2 separate regions of the Homo sapiens genome follow, and region 2 is linked to region 1. Evidence: chromatin loops called from intact Hi-C (ENCODE). Cell type or tissue: mammary epithelial cell. All regions are shown on one strand.

The links. Hi-C counts contacts between places; a loop is a spot of excess contacts. Peaks named below come from ENCODE experiments on the same cell type or tissue, not always from the same donor. Only the 100,000 strongest peaks of a DNase experiment are listed, where the experiment ranks them.
Region 2: a loop joins it to region 1, with 6 times the contacts of the local background. A loop is called at or near these places in 11 of 110 quality-filtered maps.

Annotation. Positions count from the first base shown.
Region 1 is chr2:102,439,821-102,447,820 of GRCh38, forward strand. IL18RAP (interleukin 18 receptor accessory protein) reads left to right here. Exons shown (of 10, transcript NM_001393487.1): 5 at 1,492-1,557; 6 at 3,380-3,503; 7 at 5,369-5,520; 8 at 7,250-7,387. Among named protein-coding and RNA genes, the nearest start is that of MIR4772, 12 kb to the left of the region's middle. In mammary epithelial cell, CTCF peaks have their summits at 2,586 (motif pointing right) and 3,607; no DNase peak of the experiment used is centred here.
Region 2 is chr2:102,181,729-102,189,728 of GRCh38, forward strand. It overlaps IL1RL2 (interleukin 1 receptor like 2), which reads left to right and starts at 5,295. Exons shown (of 12, transcript NM_003854.4): 1 at 5,295-5,358; 2 at 6,128-6,197; 3 at 7,348-7,582. The coding sequence starts at 6,140. IL1R1-AS1 (IL1R1 antisense RNA 1) reads right to left here and starts at 380. Exons shown (of 3, transcript NR_174960.1): 1 at 166-380. RefSeq lists an enhancer at 4,951-5,480. In mammary epithelial cell, a CTCF peak has its summit at 3,802; no DNase peak of the experiment used is centred here; H3K4me3 peaks cover 1,194 bases; H3K27ac peaks cover 759 bases.

The DNA of each region.
Region 1 (8,000 bases):
TGGACAAGCCAGTCTGGAGAAGTTAGGGCTGGAGATGTGAATGTGAAGATGATCGATTTTTACATAATATCTGAAGCCAAAGAGCTGAATGAGATCACCTAGGAAGTGGGCATAGAGACAGAAGGGGCTAGAGCCAAACCCGGAAATGCTTGAAGAGGTGGAGAAGAGGAAGACAATCCTCAAAGAGGATGGGAACATACATCAGCAAGTGAATATCAGTGGAAGGGTGGTGAGAAGAGAAACAAACGAAGTGAAATTGATGATGTAGGAAAGACATAACCTCAGGCACCAAGACCTTTCATAGGGAAGAGGCCTAGAGAGTAAACTTACTACCCAGGGGTATCAGGAGGAGTGAAAGAACACTAGGAGAGGACTAATAGTTAAAAGAGACACAGAGGAAGGGACAGGCACAGAGAAGTGAATATAGCGGTTGAAAGTAAGCAGTAGAGTACGGGAACATGGAACCAAAAGAAGAGAGGGTTTCAAAGAGAGCATGGCCAACAGTGTCCAATGCTGCTAAGAGGTAAAGTAGACGAAAAATGTGATTATGCCCAATGGATTTAGGTGCATAGGTGGCACTGGTGAATTTGGTTAAGCAGTTTTAGTGGACAGATGGCGGCGGAAATCAGGTTCCATAGGAGGTGAAAGGATGGAGGGAATTAGCACATAGAACTGCCTTTCAAGAATTTGGCTGGGAAGGAAGGAGAATAAGTGAGGCTGGGATATAAGGCAGGGTGTGTTTTCTCTTTTTTAGGATGATGAGACTGAGCATGAATAAATGTTGATGAGAAGAAGCCCAGAGAAAGCGAGAGAGAGAGAGGGAGAGAGAGACAAGTTAAAAATACAGGACTGAGATGGTGCAAAGGGGAGAAGGAGGTCTCTGAGAAGTAAAAGTAGGTGATGTCAACAGCAAAGACCCTGGATTTTTCTTTATCCAGAAAAAGACACACCTTCAGGAGGAAGTTTGACAGTGGAGGCATATTTGACAGTGGAGGCATATTTGTGGCAAGAAGTTGATGGATAAAATTGTTAATTAAGGACTGGACTCTTCTTTATTTTGAAATAAACCATGAGTTTAAGGATGGAGGGGTGGACTCGGATATGCTTGACTTGCACAGTTTCTTGGGTGGATTCTCCTTTCAGTTCAATTACTCAGCCAGATGGCACCACAAAGAAATCTTGTGGGAAAAGACAGGGATAGGAGCTCAGGTCTGCAAGGGGCAGGATTAGTGTGAAAGAGAATGCACACAAGCAGATATGGATCAATTAACAACTAATGTTTTACCAGCACCCACAACCTGATGTGGCAGTCATTTTAGGGGGCAAGCTTTTTACATGGAAACCGGAATTCCTAACTTACAGGTAATTAGTAAAATGTGAAGACAGAGCTCCAAGACATTTAGATCAAAGTGTGGCTGTGCACCTAAATCTTCATCAAGCAGGCCTTCAGACTTTCCAATGCAAATAGTAATCTTTGTTTTCATCTTTCAGTGGGAGACACTAAACTCAAACCAGATATTCTGGATCCTGTCGAGGACACACTGGAAGTAGAACTTGGTAAGCTGGGCCTCATCGCCTTTGAATGACATCGTGCTGCTGGGAGCAGGTCTAAGTGTGATAGAAGGAAAACAGCATTGGGATTTCCAGTCAAACAGAATTGGGTGTGAATCTTAACTCAGCCATTGACTAGTTTTGTGACTTTGCACAGTTACTTCATCCTTTAAGCCTCAGTACTTAAATCCGCAAATAGCTATCATAAAACTGACCCTAAAAGATTATATTGCAGGCCGGGCATGGTGGCTTATGCCTGTAATCCCAGCACTTTGGGAGGCTGAGGTGGGTAGATCACTTGAGGTCAGGAGTTTGAGACCAGCCTGGCCAACATGGTGAAACCCCATCTCTACTAAAACTACAAAAATTAGCCGGGCGTGGGTGTGGGTGCCTGTAATCCCAGCTACTCAGGATGACAAGGCAGGAGAATCACCTGAACCTGGGAGGCGGAGGTTACAGTGAGCCGAGATCGAGCCATTGCACTCCATCCTGGGTGGCAGAGCAAGATTCCATCTCAAAGAAAAAAAAAAATTATACTGAGAAATAATGGGACAATGTATGTTAAGTGGCTGGAGCATGAAACCTGATCAATAGATTTTATTCTTCCTTAACTTCCCCAGGAACAGGTGGTTTCGTACATGTTGGTTAGGTCTATCAGTTATGACTACAAATTCGCCAACCTGAGTAACATTAACTCTTATGAATATGACATTTAATCTGGCATTTAAGAGAACTGTAGTAGAATTCTACAACCCCTGCCCAAACAATTTGTATTCCAAAGTAGTGTCTTCTTTGGGGTTGAGGAGAAATTGACTTCCCTGTGGGTCTCCTTTTATTTTGTCAACTTCAATAATATCTATGTCTTTCTACACAGACAAATAAGAATTGCTGTATTAAAAATAAAATGCTGTTTTTCTTTTAATAATATAAATTTTTTTATTATTATTATACTTTCTAAAATGCTACTAAAACATTTATTATTTTAGAAAGAAACATAAAAATACATGTTATGATATAAGATCACTAGATGGCAGGAGTGGTGTGTTCTGACTCTAGAAATAGCACTAACTATGTGCTCAACGTCACAGGAATGGAAGGAAGGAGGAAAGAAGGAGGAAAAAATTAGATTAATTCATATAGTCAAGTTACATATGTATTAGTGAATTATAAGGTATTACCAGTGGAAAAACGTTAAGGTGCAAAGATGAGTATTCAAATGGAGCTCCTAGTCATTTCATGGTTAAATATTAGATTTGAGGCAGAGCATATGTGAATATTCCTCATGGAAAAAAATGGGTAGAAAAAAGTTAGTCTCATAATATGCATGCCCATCCATAGTGAATTGTTCAGAAAAATTGCTTAATATCGAAATAATTTTTTTATTTAAACCACGTGCTACAATAACTTTATGATTTTTACTTAATAAACAAATATTGGATAGTAAAATTTTCTTTATGGACACACCTTGTACTTCAACAGTAGTGCAGAAGACCGGGCTGATCTCAGAAACTCCTCATTTTCTTAGTTTTCTTAGTGTCTCCCTCAATCCACATAAGGACCCTTAGTGATATAATCATGCTCATCTTCATTTTAAGAACATATAGTCATATGGTTGAGATAGAAGGATTGCCCATTAGAAAAAATGTACCTGGTTTTATGCATTTCTGAATGAGAGCTGTGTAGACGTTTCATTATTTCTGGCACACATATTCTACCTGCAAACCTGATTGCATCAGGAGACAGCTTCTGGCGACGTCTTCCTCCCAGATGTAGGACAAAGTATTCTCACCAGCTTCCTTCTTGTTTTCTCTGGCCTCTTCATTTTCAGGAAAGCCTTTAACTATTAGCTGCAAAGCACGATTTGGCTTTGAAAGGGTCTTTAACCCTGTCATAAAATGGTACATCAAAGATTCTGACCTAGAGTGGGAAGTCTCAGTACCTGAGGCGAAAAGGTAAGAAAAAAACTCACGGATTCTGTTCTCTGCAATTCAGAAGAGATACTTCTACCTTTAGAAATGCCTAAAGTATACAGTTGATGGTGTAGCCACCAGCACCGACTAGTGGTGAAAATAAAAGCACAAAAATGCAAAGTGCAAACGGCCGTTGAATGAAATATTTAAGTTGTTTTAAACCTCAATTTGTAGGAACAGTTTGACGTGGCTGCTCTCAAAGTCAAGCTATTGAGCAGACAGTTGTACTGACCCAGACTGCTTGGAGATAAGTAATATGTCCAAGAAATGGGAGGAAATGCTGCTTACCCTCACTCTGCTTTTCACCGGTGCCACCCGTTCAGAGAGTGTGGGGGTACAGGGATCCAGATGTGTGGGGTAATGAACAGTCTAGAAAACCTCCAGGGGAAATGGCATCATAATAATAAGTCTGACAAAAAATATGTGAAGTGAGGAATACCTGAAGCAACTTAACCCCGAAAAAGAGGCTCAGAGGAGGGCTCTCTGTCTTGAAATCCTTGGGAGCTATTACATTGTTTGAGAAATTTGACTTGGTTTGTTGCTCTCTGGAGCACAGAACCCGGATCAGTGGTTTGAATTTACTGGTGAGATATTTTGGCCAGTAGAAAACCCTAGATATTTGGAGCTATCCAATCACAAAAAAAGTTGATCTCCAGTCCCCAGAAGGATCAAAGGGCCTGGATCCAGTGATGTCCAATCAGATGTGTCTCCAAAGGATGCATTCCCTGATTTTTCGAAGATGTGACCCAGAGTAAGAGTCTATGCATTAAGTACCTTCTTCTGATACTTAACAGATATCAATAAGAAAATGCAATATCATTTTGAAAAGTATACATCATTACAAAAAAGTACAGAACAGATTTTGGTCACAACAATAAAATTTAGCAAGAATTTCTAAGATCAGGAAGGTCATTGGGGCCCATCTTAAGCTGATATTGCATTAGAGTTCACAGTAGGAGAGTGTAGTCAAGAGGGTATGTTTTGACATCACCCACCCTTGGGTTTAAACCCATTTTCTATCTGATGTCAACATGACCCTTAGCCCCGGTGAGCCTCCATCACCCATTGATAATCTATGGATAATAGCCTGCACTTTGCAAGCTCACTGGGAGGCGTGGTTACAGCAGAGGTGTTATGCCTATCACAATGTGTGACAGGTAGGAAGCACTCAGTGAATAGGAGCTGGCATCGTGGTCTCAGAGCAACACAGCCTAAAACATCATTCACATACACAAGATTTCTTAACACAAAGATGGATTGTAGATTGGTAACTTCAGAGAACTCAAATTGTGAATAAATGCCAAGACTCCCAACTTCCTGGGTGGAGCAGCGTGGCACAAGCCCAGGAATCAAGCTGCCCATTCCCTGCAGTGTGGTCTGGGGCTACTCACCCACCTTCTTTGCCTTGTCCTTGTCACTGGCCAAGGCCATTATGATCCTATTATACTCTAGGGTTCCTGGGAGGTGAGGAATGGAGGACATTAGAGTCCATATTTTGTGCACAGAAGAGGGACTGATACATAGTAAACCTTCAGTAGGAGTTGGTCATTTTAAATATTTTTCTTAAGGTATTGTTATTATCTATTCTCAAGGGGAATTCTTAAGAGTAAGGAAGGTCAGATGAGTCTCACAAATAAATAATGTCTTAGCGTGAATGCTTAGAAGAGTCAATAATTGAATCAAGAATGAGCCCTTTTTGACCATCTTACATTCTCGTGGTATCTTATACTATTGATCTCACAGTTCTCTAAAAGCCAAACTGTTGGCTGCTTATACGTGTTCCAAATGCTGCAAATGGGTGTCAATGTATGTTACTGAATGGAGTGGTATTTTTTCTCCTTTCTCAGTATTAAATCCACTTTAAAGGATGAAATCATTGAGCGTAATATCATCTTGGAAAAAGTCACTCAGCGTGATCTTCGCAGGAAGTTTGTTTGCTTTGTCCAGAACTCCATTGGAAACACAACCCAGTCCGTCCAACTGAAAGAAAAGAGAGGAGGTAAGCCCAGAAGGTTGCCCAGGAGGCATGAAACTGCTTTCACTTGAGAGGGGAGGAGTTTTCCTAAAGAATAGTAATAATGATGACAGCGATTACATTTTCTAGGTGACAGACATTGTTTTAAGCACTTTCCTGGTGTCAACCCATTTAATACCTTGACCAAAGCCACACAACTAGTAAACTGCATATTACTGGTTTAGAGCTAGTTCTCTTAAGTAATAGTCTGCGTTTGGGAGGCCATGTTGGAAAAGCAACTCATTCATGCACTCATTCATTCACGCATTCATTCTACAATAGCTATGGGGTATGCCCAGAATGGCAGGCATTGTGCTAAGACCTAGCCTCCTTTCCAATTTTTCTTTCCTGGCTTTCAAATCCAAAGGACATGATGGATTCATGTTCTGATGAGTGGAGAATGGAAGAGAGAAGGAGTAATCTTGTTCATTGTTCAAAATGGTGTGTGTATATCACGGATATATTAAAAAAAAAAAAGCTGGAGTAGAAATTCTAGGTAAGGAAAAGCGTTTAAATTTCTTTGAAAAGATGCCCAGAGATGAAATTGATATCATTCATTCCTTTAATTAATAGATAACTATAGTTATAAGCAGGTTTGAATGTTTCTGAGGCTTCAACAAGACAAAGTGTGTTCTGGCCTGTAGTAAACGCTCTGTGAAGGGGGTTTTCCCCCATGGGAGTATGCAGGAGATCCCTCGTGTCAGGTAAGCCAGATGGGACTCCTGGTCTCAGGAAATTTAGGCTGCAGTAGGAATGATAATACAGGAAAATAATTTACAATATGCAATGAGAGAGATGTAAATGGATTGTGTGGACGTTTACGAGGGGAAAAAATAAAAGGAATATGATAAGTTTCCCAGGCCACCCTGATCAGGAACTGCCCATTCCCCTGGGGTCTCTAGTGTTTATTGTAAGACAGGTCTCAAAATGTGATTTTTTAAAATTTTATTTTAATAGGTTTTGGGGGTACAGGTGGTTTTTGGTTACATGGATAAGTTCTTCAATCTGAAAATCTTTAGATTTTTGAGATTTTGGCATACCCGTCACCCGAGCAGTGTACACTACACCCGTTGTGTCGTCTTTTATCCCTCACTCCCCTCCCACCCTTCTCCCTCAGTCTCTAAAGTCCGTTGTATTATTCTTATGCCTTTGCGTCCTCATAGCTTAGCTCCCATTTATAAGTGAAAACACACAATGTTTTGTTTTTCATTCCTGAGTTACTTCACTTAGAATAATGGTATCCACCATCCTGGCTAACAAGGTGAAGCCCCGTCTCCACTAAAAATACAAAAAAAATTAGCCGGGCGTGGTGGCGGGCGCCTGTAGTCCCAGTTACTTGGGAGGCTGAGGCAGGAGAATGGCGTGAACCCGGGAGGCGGAGCTTGCAGTGAGCTGCGCGCCACTGCACTCCAGCCTGGGCGACATACAGACTCCGTCTCCAAAAAAAAAAAAAAAAAGTATAATGAATAATGGTCTCCAACTCCATCCAGGTTGCTGCACATGCCATTATTTTGTTCCTTTTTATGGCTAAGTAGTATTCCATGGTGTGATTTGAGAGGTTTCCAGATTCACAAAAACTGCTGCTAGTGGCAATGATTTTGATAAAATAATAGAGCTGGAAAAGGTGCTGGGTGGGCCATAGCGCCGGCCTGAACATGGTCTTGGTCCAATCCCGCTGCCTCTATGTCTCTTCATACTGGCCCTGTCTCCACAGTGGTGCTCCTGTACATCCTGCTTGGCACCATCGGGACCCTGGTGGCCGTGCTGGCGGCGAGTGCCCTCCTCTACAGGCACTGGATTGAAATAGTGCTGCTGTACCGGACCTACCAGAGCAAGGATCAGACGCTTGGGGGTAAGTTTACCTCCACATGCAGCCCTCTGACTTTTCCTCTGGGAATTGACTTGGAGCAGGACAACAGAAAATACCATCACTACCCCTTGGCTTTGTTTCCTCAGAGTTACCTTAGAAAAGAACTTCAAATGTCCCCTGCCAGCCAGGGCAGAGCATAAAGGAGGAGCTGAAGAAAGAAATGTCCCCACTGGATAAAGTCATGCCCCTGAGGTTTTGAGGCCTTCCTCCAGGTCTAGTGACCTTACACTGAGGAAGGCTGGAGAAACAATTATTTTTTTCATTCCAGTTGCCAGGAATCTTGTAGGCAATGCTATTGTGAAACATGTTGGACTTAAAAATAATCCCTCTATAACCAACCTAAAGCAATAGGGCAAATGAGTGAATATCTCTGTGCCTTTGTTTCCTCATCTATAAAACAGGATTGTCATAGCACCAATTGCAAAGGATGCTGTGAGGGCTCACTGATGTATTCTTAAGACACATTTAGTATTCATTCATTTATGTATGTATGTATGTATGTATTTATTTATTTATTTATTTTGAGATGGAGTCTTGCTCTGTCTCCCAGGCTGGAGTGCGGTGGCACCATCTCAGCTTACTTCAATCTCCGCCT
Region 2 (8,000 bases), 260 kb before region 1:
ATAATTTTTTGATGTGATAACATTCATTTTACAACCAAAGATTGTGTGTGTGTGTGTGGGGGGGGGCGGGGTGTTTAAATTTTAAGGAGAGGAAGAGTTACAGGAATAGGTGGTACTATTTAAAATGAGTATTAATCATTCAAAACAAAAACATGCTCATCTTACCACATGCCGCTCAGGTTTCTTCTGAAGAAGGCTTGGCTGCTCAAAGTACGTAAATCATACCTATACCTTAAATCTGAGCCCCAAACATTAGCACAGCAGTCTCTCAAAATTTGCAGCTGTTAGACCAGTTGAGCCTGTACCACCTGACTCTAGACTCATAGGAGGCTGTTGACATCTCTAAAGCTGTGTTCAACCAGTTGAGAGATTAATTTACCTACAGGGTGAAGTTGATGAAGCTTGTTTTTCTTAGAACCTTTGACCTGGAAGTGATCCCAAGTGCCATTTGGCTTCTGCTTCCGGGTCTGGGAAGGCTACAATGATACCATTCTACAGTGTTCATTGGTTTTCCTGTCAATCTACACATCCTGAGGATGAGATTCCTTAGGCTTCTTTAGTGAAACGGTATTGCATGTTTCACAGCCTGTGTGGGGACCCACTCCTGCTTTGGTTCATGTAGTTAATCCTTCCCTGGCTAACACTACATTTTCCCTCCACAGCCATGTTACGTCACTTACCCTGCTTAGCCAGGGACAGACTGCAGCTTCTCATTTGCTTTCAAGGCTGTAGACAGCAGCCATCTGTTTCAACAGTTTTTGTCGTCAGATGCTATTCCGTAGTCCTGCCTTCCACACTGTACTTGATTGCTTCTGAATTCTTGTCTTTCCTAAAACTGGACCCATGTCCTCTCTCAAATTCAAAAACACAGGGGAAATATTTGTGTTCTCAAGCGTACTTTTAGATTTTTAAAAAGTGCTAACCAAGTGGTTAACATTATGCTAGACACTGAGAAAATTACAAGGTAAGAAAAAACAGAAATCTAGCCAGAGAAGAAGAGTGTGAAGAGAAAGTTGTTCAGGAAACAATCTCATATGACAGAGGGTCTTAAACCCATGACTGAACTATTTGGACTTTACCACTAGGAGTAGGTATATGGGAGATATTGGAGGCAACAGGTTGGAAGAACTTTCGACATAAAGAAACACATTGATAGGGCACTATTGTACAGCAGATTGGGAGGAGGTAAAAGGTTACATAGGGAGGTTGTTAGGAAGGTGGTAGAGTAATCCCCTTGGGAGTCAATTATATTTAAGACATTTTATAAAATAAATTAGGAGAAACTTCTTTTTATTACGAAAGCAATAATGGTTTGAGAGAATGTGGAAATTTCTAAAACATATAAGGAAGAAAAATGTCACCCATAACTTCACAACCTAAAGATAATTATTGATATTTTATAACATTTCTATGGATATAACTGAGACCATATAATACATGGAGTTTAACACTCTTTTTAAAACTTAGCATAAATATTTGCCCACATTACTATTATACGAAATACAATCTATAAGTAGTCACTAAGTCTATCAAATGGATGGTCCATAATCTGATAGCTTTGCTGCCTTCAGTGGACATCCAGATTATTTCTAGTTTTAGCTATCAGTAGTCAAAGTGCAATAGTTATCCTTTCTCAAATATTTTTACTTCCCTAATCATTTGCTTAGCATATATTCAGAGGGCAAGATTCCTTTTCAGGTTCTTGATGTTCCATAGAGACATTTGCTCCTCTTACACAAGCAGTGTGTGGCACTGAGAATACTCATTATTAAATCATTGCTAATTTGATAGACAAAAAAAGGTTATCCTTTGCCAGTTAACTATTAACATGGTTGAATGTTTCACTTAACAATTACAATTGGAGGCGGGTGGATCACTTGAAGCCAGGAGTTTGAGACCAGCCTGGTCAACATGGTGAAATGAAACCCCATCTCTACCAAAAACACACAAAAAGCAAAAAACAAAAATTACCTGGGCGTGGTGGTGCACGCCTGTAATCCCAGCTACTAAGGAGGCTGAGGCAGCTGAGGCTATTGGCTTCGTCTGTGTTATTTTATTTTGGAATTTACAAACTGTTTCCTCCTTTGTGATTTTGCACTAGCTGTTTCCTACTTTGGGGAAAGCCCTTCTCGCAGACCTCCACATGCTGGACTCCTTGCCTTGACAAGGGCCTCTGCTGCACCATAGTCCCTTCTGAAGGGAGGACTTCCCCAACACCCTCTCCATCACTTCATCATAATTGCTTTCAGGGTTCTCACCAGCCTGAAATCATCCTTCAAAATTTTCTTATTTACTTGACACTAGAATGACTGTAAACTCTAAGAGGGTCTGTCTTCTGTACAGCTGTATTTCTGGCACTCAGAATATCACCTGGAACACAGTGGGAACTGTATAAATATTTGATGAGGGACTGAGCGAACTAATGAATGGAGCTCGAGGGAGTGAGTGATTAAGCCCAGGACTGCAGGAAACCAAGTGCTTTAAGGACCTCCTTCCAGTCTCCCTGGCTGCTTCTTCCATTTCTAGAAGTCCATTTCATCCCAACAATAGCAGTCTGCTACAGAAATGCTGCTATATATTCCCAAGCCTCATAGAGGGGAAATATGAGAACTTAAGGGCCTTAAAGGTATAAAGATCTTGGTGGAGCCCCAAACACCCACCCCAGCCTAATACTGGGTTTTGGAAAGTTTAATTGTTGCGTGTGAATATATTTCTGTTTCATTCTCATTGGGAAACATTATCTGTGGGATATGGCCAATGGGAAATAATCAGATATTTAGTTAGAACAAATAAAAGGTAGTATGCATCATGTAAAATATAAATTTGTATATGAAATCTTTAATCCAAATTGTTGCCCTCCTACCCTTCTGAATAGCCGTCATATCCTAGTCTGAGGGTCAAATAGACTGAAGGTAAAATTCAACCAAGCAGAATTCTGTAATGCTTTCATCACACACAGATTTGTTGCTTTTTGCCTGCTCTCAGAATGAAGTGATGAATCTCTAGAGGAAGTTGATTTACTTCATAAAAAAAAAAACCAACTGAAAATTATTTCCTATGGCCACTGACTAATGCTAGAAAACATTAAGAATATTCCCATTGAAAAAATATCTGCAAGTGGGAGAGAATTAGACAAGGAGGGGTTGGTAGGGGGATGGTGATAAGCATCTATTACATATTATACACCCTGTTATGGAGGCTTTACAACTGCCACCTCTGAAAACTGGGCATAACCTCTCAATCTAAATGTATATAAAATAAAATCACAGGATAGCTTTTACATCAGAGCAGCAAAACTGGCAAAATTTAAAAGTCTGACATTACCAAATATTGGTAAGAACATGAAGCAATGAAATTCTTTTCCTCTAAAGGACATAGCTATGGAAAAAAATTAGGGCTTTTCTAATACAATTGAGGATGTACCTACCCAATGATTCTGCAATTCCGTTCACTAAATGGCCTCTGAAATACTCGCACAAAAGGACATTACCAGAATCTTTGCAGCAGCACCGTTTATAAGAGCAAAATATAAATTTGGAAAAACTTAAATGTTCGAAGGAGATGAATACATTTAAGTTTTTTTTTTTCAAGGTAATTGAGAACCTGCAGTAAATATTATGGTTTCCTGTTATTTTTAATTGCTAAGTTTACAATACCCGGAATCAGTTCTGCCTTCAAAGCCAAGTGTTCATTTTCCACGTATCAGGAAACACATTTGGCATAGAGACCATCCCAGGAAGTTAAATTTCAGATTCTCAGAATTAGTAGCAAAGTGCAATGTCAGAAGTGTCCAGTGAGAGGCACTGCAGGGGACTGGGATGGCCTGTCTTAACTTCATACATTTTGGGGCAACAATACCCATTAAACTTGGCATATATACTAGTCCTCAGGCTAAGAAATAAGATAGGACACAAATGCATCTATTCATAAAGTGAAAATGAAAAAAGATAGCATAAAGATTTAGAAATACCTTTCAACACTGCTCATAGAAATAATTCTGAATGCAAATCATATGACTTTTATAAAAATAGTAACACTTTTGTTTTGTTTTGGATGAGGACATAAACGCTGAAGAATATACATATACAGAGGAACCTCGTTTACTGCTGATAGTAGGGGAAATAAATAATAATCTCTATTTATAGCTTAAGAAAGAGGTCCTCAAAGAGTGGGAGCCCTATGGGTCCCTGAGAGACCCTTCAAAAAGATCTGTGAAATCAAAACTATGTTCATCGTAATATTAAGACCTTATATTCCTTTTTTATTCTCATTCTCTCATTAGTGTATGGTGGACCTTTTCAGAAGCTATATGACATATTATATCATGACACTGATTGCAGAAGCAAGTATGAGAATCCAGTCATCTTCTAGTAAGCCAGACATCAAAGAGATCTGCATCTATGTAGAACAATGCCGCTTTTCTCAATAAGCCTGTTTTAGAAAGTAGAGTTATTTTTCATAAATTGTATGATATTTGCGTTAACATGTAATGGGTTTATTGTCACTTAAATAAGAAAGTAAACGTTTAAAAATTCTCCCTTTAACTTCTAATGTAGTAATATTGACAGGCATAACCTACATAGACAAAAGCACTTTGGAATCCTCAATACTTTTTAAGAGTGTAGAAATCTACAAACCACTGACCTTCAGCCTATCACAGGAAGCTTTGCTATTAGCACAATTATTGCATCTCTGCTCCTATGGTTGCTTTTGTCTCACTGTCTCTGATCTTTCAAAGACCGTTGGGAAGAGCTTGACCAGTAATCTATTGAATGGAGATTACATTTTGAACCTTTTCCTACAACTCAGTGCCCTGTGGGATGACTCTGGGGTGTCTCCTGATGGCTAGGGCAACAGGTCCCTGTTGACATCACCTTATCGGGAAGTTTTAGACAGGAACAGTCTTCAGGCTCTGAAGTACTTGAACACCATGGGATTCCTGCCTTACAGAAGTTAATGAGCACGACTCAGGCAGATTCATAATTCTCCTTAGAAGCCATTTGGGATGGCTTCCACTTTGGGGTCATTCCACATAGGCCAATGCAGAGCATGCAGTAACTGCTCAAATAGGATTTGGAAAGGAATGAATAATTCATTTAGACGTTCAACTTGGAATAGACTTAAGCAGACACTCCTGGTGATGAAGGACTTAGATGCCAGAAAATCAGGCTCAAAGACTTTCAAGCCACTTCCTAGTGTGATGTCACATTCCTTCCTACGCTCCACTGGGGAAGGCAGGTCTGCCCCGCCCACGGTGGCGGGGAAATACCTAGGCATGGAAGTGGCATGACAGGGCTCGTGTCCCTGTCATATTTTCCACTCTCCACGAGGTCCTGCGCGCTTCAATCCTGCAGGCAGGTAGACACCGGGCCGGGAGTCTGGCTGAGCCAGGCATGGGTGGGGCCCTGACAGTAGGAGAGGTGTGCAGGAAAAGACGTGGCAACAATGTGTGCCACCGCAGGCCAGGGATCAGGCCCCCCAGGCCGGCCCCCGACCGGCTAGGTGACCATGGGGGAGCCGACTCCGTCTCTGGGTCGAGGAGTGGAGCTCGCGGCTATTTTCAGCTCCAGCGGCTCCCTGCCTTCCTTTCTCCTTTCCCGCTGGCCCTTGCCAGGTAGGCCTGCCCTGGCTGCTCCCCAGTGAGCGGGTGTTTGGGGTTTCTGTTTAGACCGCCAGGCTCGGGTGGATCCCGAGGACACAGGCGCGCAGGGGAGGCTCCGTGCGCCGCGAGCGGGGTTGGGGTCCCACGTCTGGAACCCAGGCCGCAGGCTGCGCTGGGGGGCGCCCTGGCCCTCACGGGGGCTCTGGACACCAGCCTGCTTCGCTGTCAGGTGGCAGAAGCAGCTCCCACGCGGTCCCCACCGCCGCCGCCGCCTACTCCTCGCCCATCCTCCTCTGCGGCGGGGCGAGCTCCCTGCCCTGGATCCTGGTCGGGCGCCCAGACGAAGGAGACAGGGGAAGGGCAGTCTTTGGGGAAACGTGGGGCCAAAGTCGGAGGGCTCCCCAGGAAAAAGGGAAGGTCAGCGGCCTGGGCGGTTGTCTTTGAGATTCCGAGGTCGCCCACGCCGGCGCCTCGGGCCCGCCCTACTGCGTCCTCCCCTCCCACCCTCTTCTCCCTTCCTTGCAGCCCGGTTTGGGGATGTGGTCCTTGCTGCTCTGCGGGTTGTCCATCGCCCTTCCACTGTCTGTCACAGCAGGTACGTTCCGTGTGTCCTCCGTTCCCAGAGGCTGCCCGAGTCCACAGGCTCCTGGCCTGTCATTGGGAGCCCCCGGGGATCGCGTCAGCCCGAGCGCGGCTCCTTCCCCTCCCCAGACCGCCAGGCGGAGTTCCGCGGAAGAGGAAACAGAGAACCAGCTCCACGTGCTCGGATGCTCAGCCCTGAATGTCGCCTTTGAGCTTGGAGGTGACTTCGGGGAGGGGAAGGAGTTAGGCAAATTCCAAGTGAAGACTTGAGTAACAATGCTCAAATGGAATTACTACAGGCTATTTTATAAGATAAAGCGTTATTTTATGACACAAGGTGAAAGCAAGGAAACCGTCAATAGAACAAATTTCTTCTAAGAAATTTGGTATGGCCGGGCGCAGTGGCTCATGCCTGTAATCCCAGTACTTTGGGAGGCCAAGGCGGGCGGATCACGAGGTCAGGAGATCTAGACCATCCTGGCTAACACGGTGAAACCCCGTCTCTACTAAAAATACATTAAAAAAATTAGCCGGGCGCGGTGGCGGGCGCCTGTAGTCCCAGCTACTCAAGAGGCTGAGGCAGGAGAATGGCGTGAACTCGGGAGGCGGAGCTTGCAGTGAGCCGAGATTGAGCCTCTGCACTCCAGCCTGGGCGACAGAGAGAGACTCCGTCTCAAAAAAAAAAAAAAAAGGAAATTTGGTAGAAATGAACTTTAAAAGTGAACCAAATTTTTTTTCTTAAACAATCGTTTTGGGATGAAATACCTTTTACTCAAGACAGAGTAAAATAACTGGGTGGCAGAGCAGAAACAGAAAAGACAAGAAGGGTTGATTTACTCTGTAGGTGAGTACAGAGTAAAGAACTCTGTGGATGAAAAGAACTAAGGGTCGTAGAATAGAAGGGAAAGAGGGAAATCACTCCCGATGGGGAGGTTTGTGAGGAGGGAACGGAGTAAATTCTGTTTTATGGATACATTTAAAGAACTTGGAATTATACTTTATAATCAGCAGGCTATTTTTAGGAAACTTCCAGACTCAAGAAACTCCCAAATAAAATTTCAAATTGGCTGGAAAATTGAAGAGGCATTTAAAAAAACTAACAGTAAATAAAACTGAAGTTTTCTTTCATGGATAATTGTTTTGTTTTGTTTTTCTTTCCCTAGATGGATGCAAGGACATTTTTATGAAAAATGAGATACTTTCAGCAAGCCAGCCTTTTGCTTTTAATTGTACATTCCCTCCCATAACATCTGGGGAAGTCAGTGTAACATGGTATAAAAATTCTAGCAAAATCCCAGTGTCCAAAATCATACAGTCTAGAATTCACCAGGACGAGACTTGGATTTTGTTTCTCCCCATGGAATGGGGGGACTCAGGAGTCTACCAATGTGTTATAAAGTAAGTTCCTAATTTAAAATAGAACTAACTCGTGTGTGTATGTATAAATTATTTTAGGAAAATTCTTAACGAACATAGAAAACTCTTGAGAAGAATTATGTTGTTGTATGTTTTTATAATTGCTACAAGACAATTTCCAGTGAACACATTTTTAAACAGAACAGATTTGTAAATCATTTTTGGAACCTGATATGCATCTTTCCCTATGGAAATGGCACCTCAGACCAGACCCACTCACAAAGTGTGTTTGTCCCAGTATTATTGCTGCCATCTTTCTTTCCTGTTTTCTTTTTCTTTTCTTTTTTATTTTTCTTTTTTATTTTTTGAGATGGAGTCTCGCTCCGTCACCAGGCTGGAGTGCAGTGGCGGCGATCTCGGCTCACTGCAACCTCCGCCTCCCAGGTTCAAGTGATTCTCC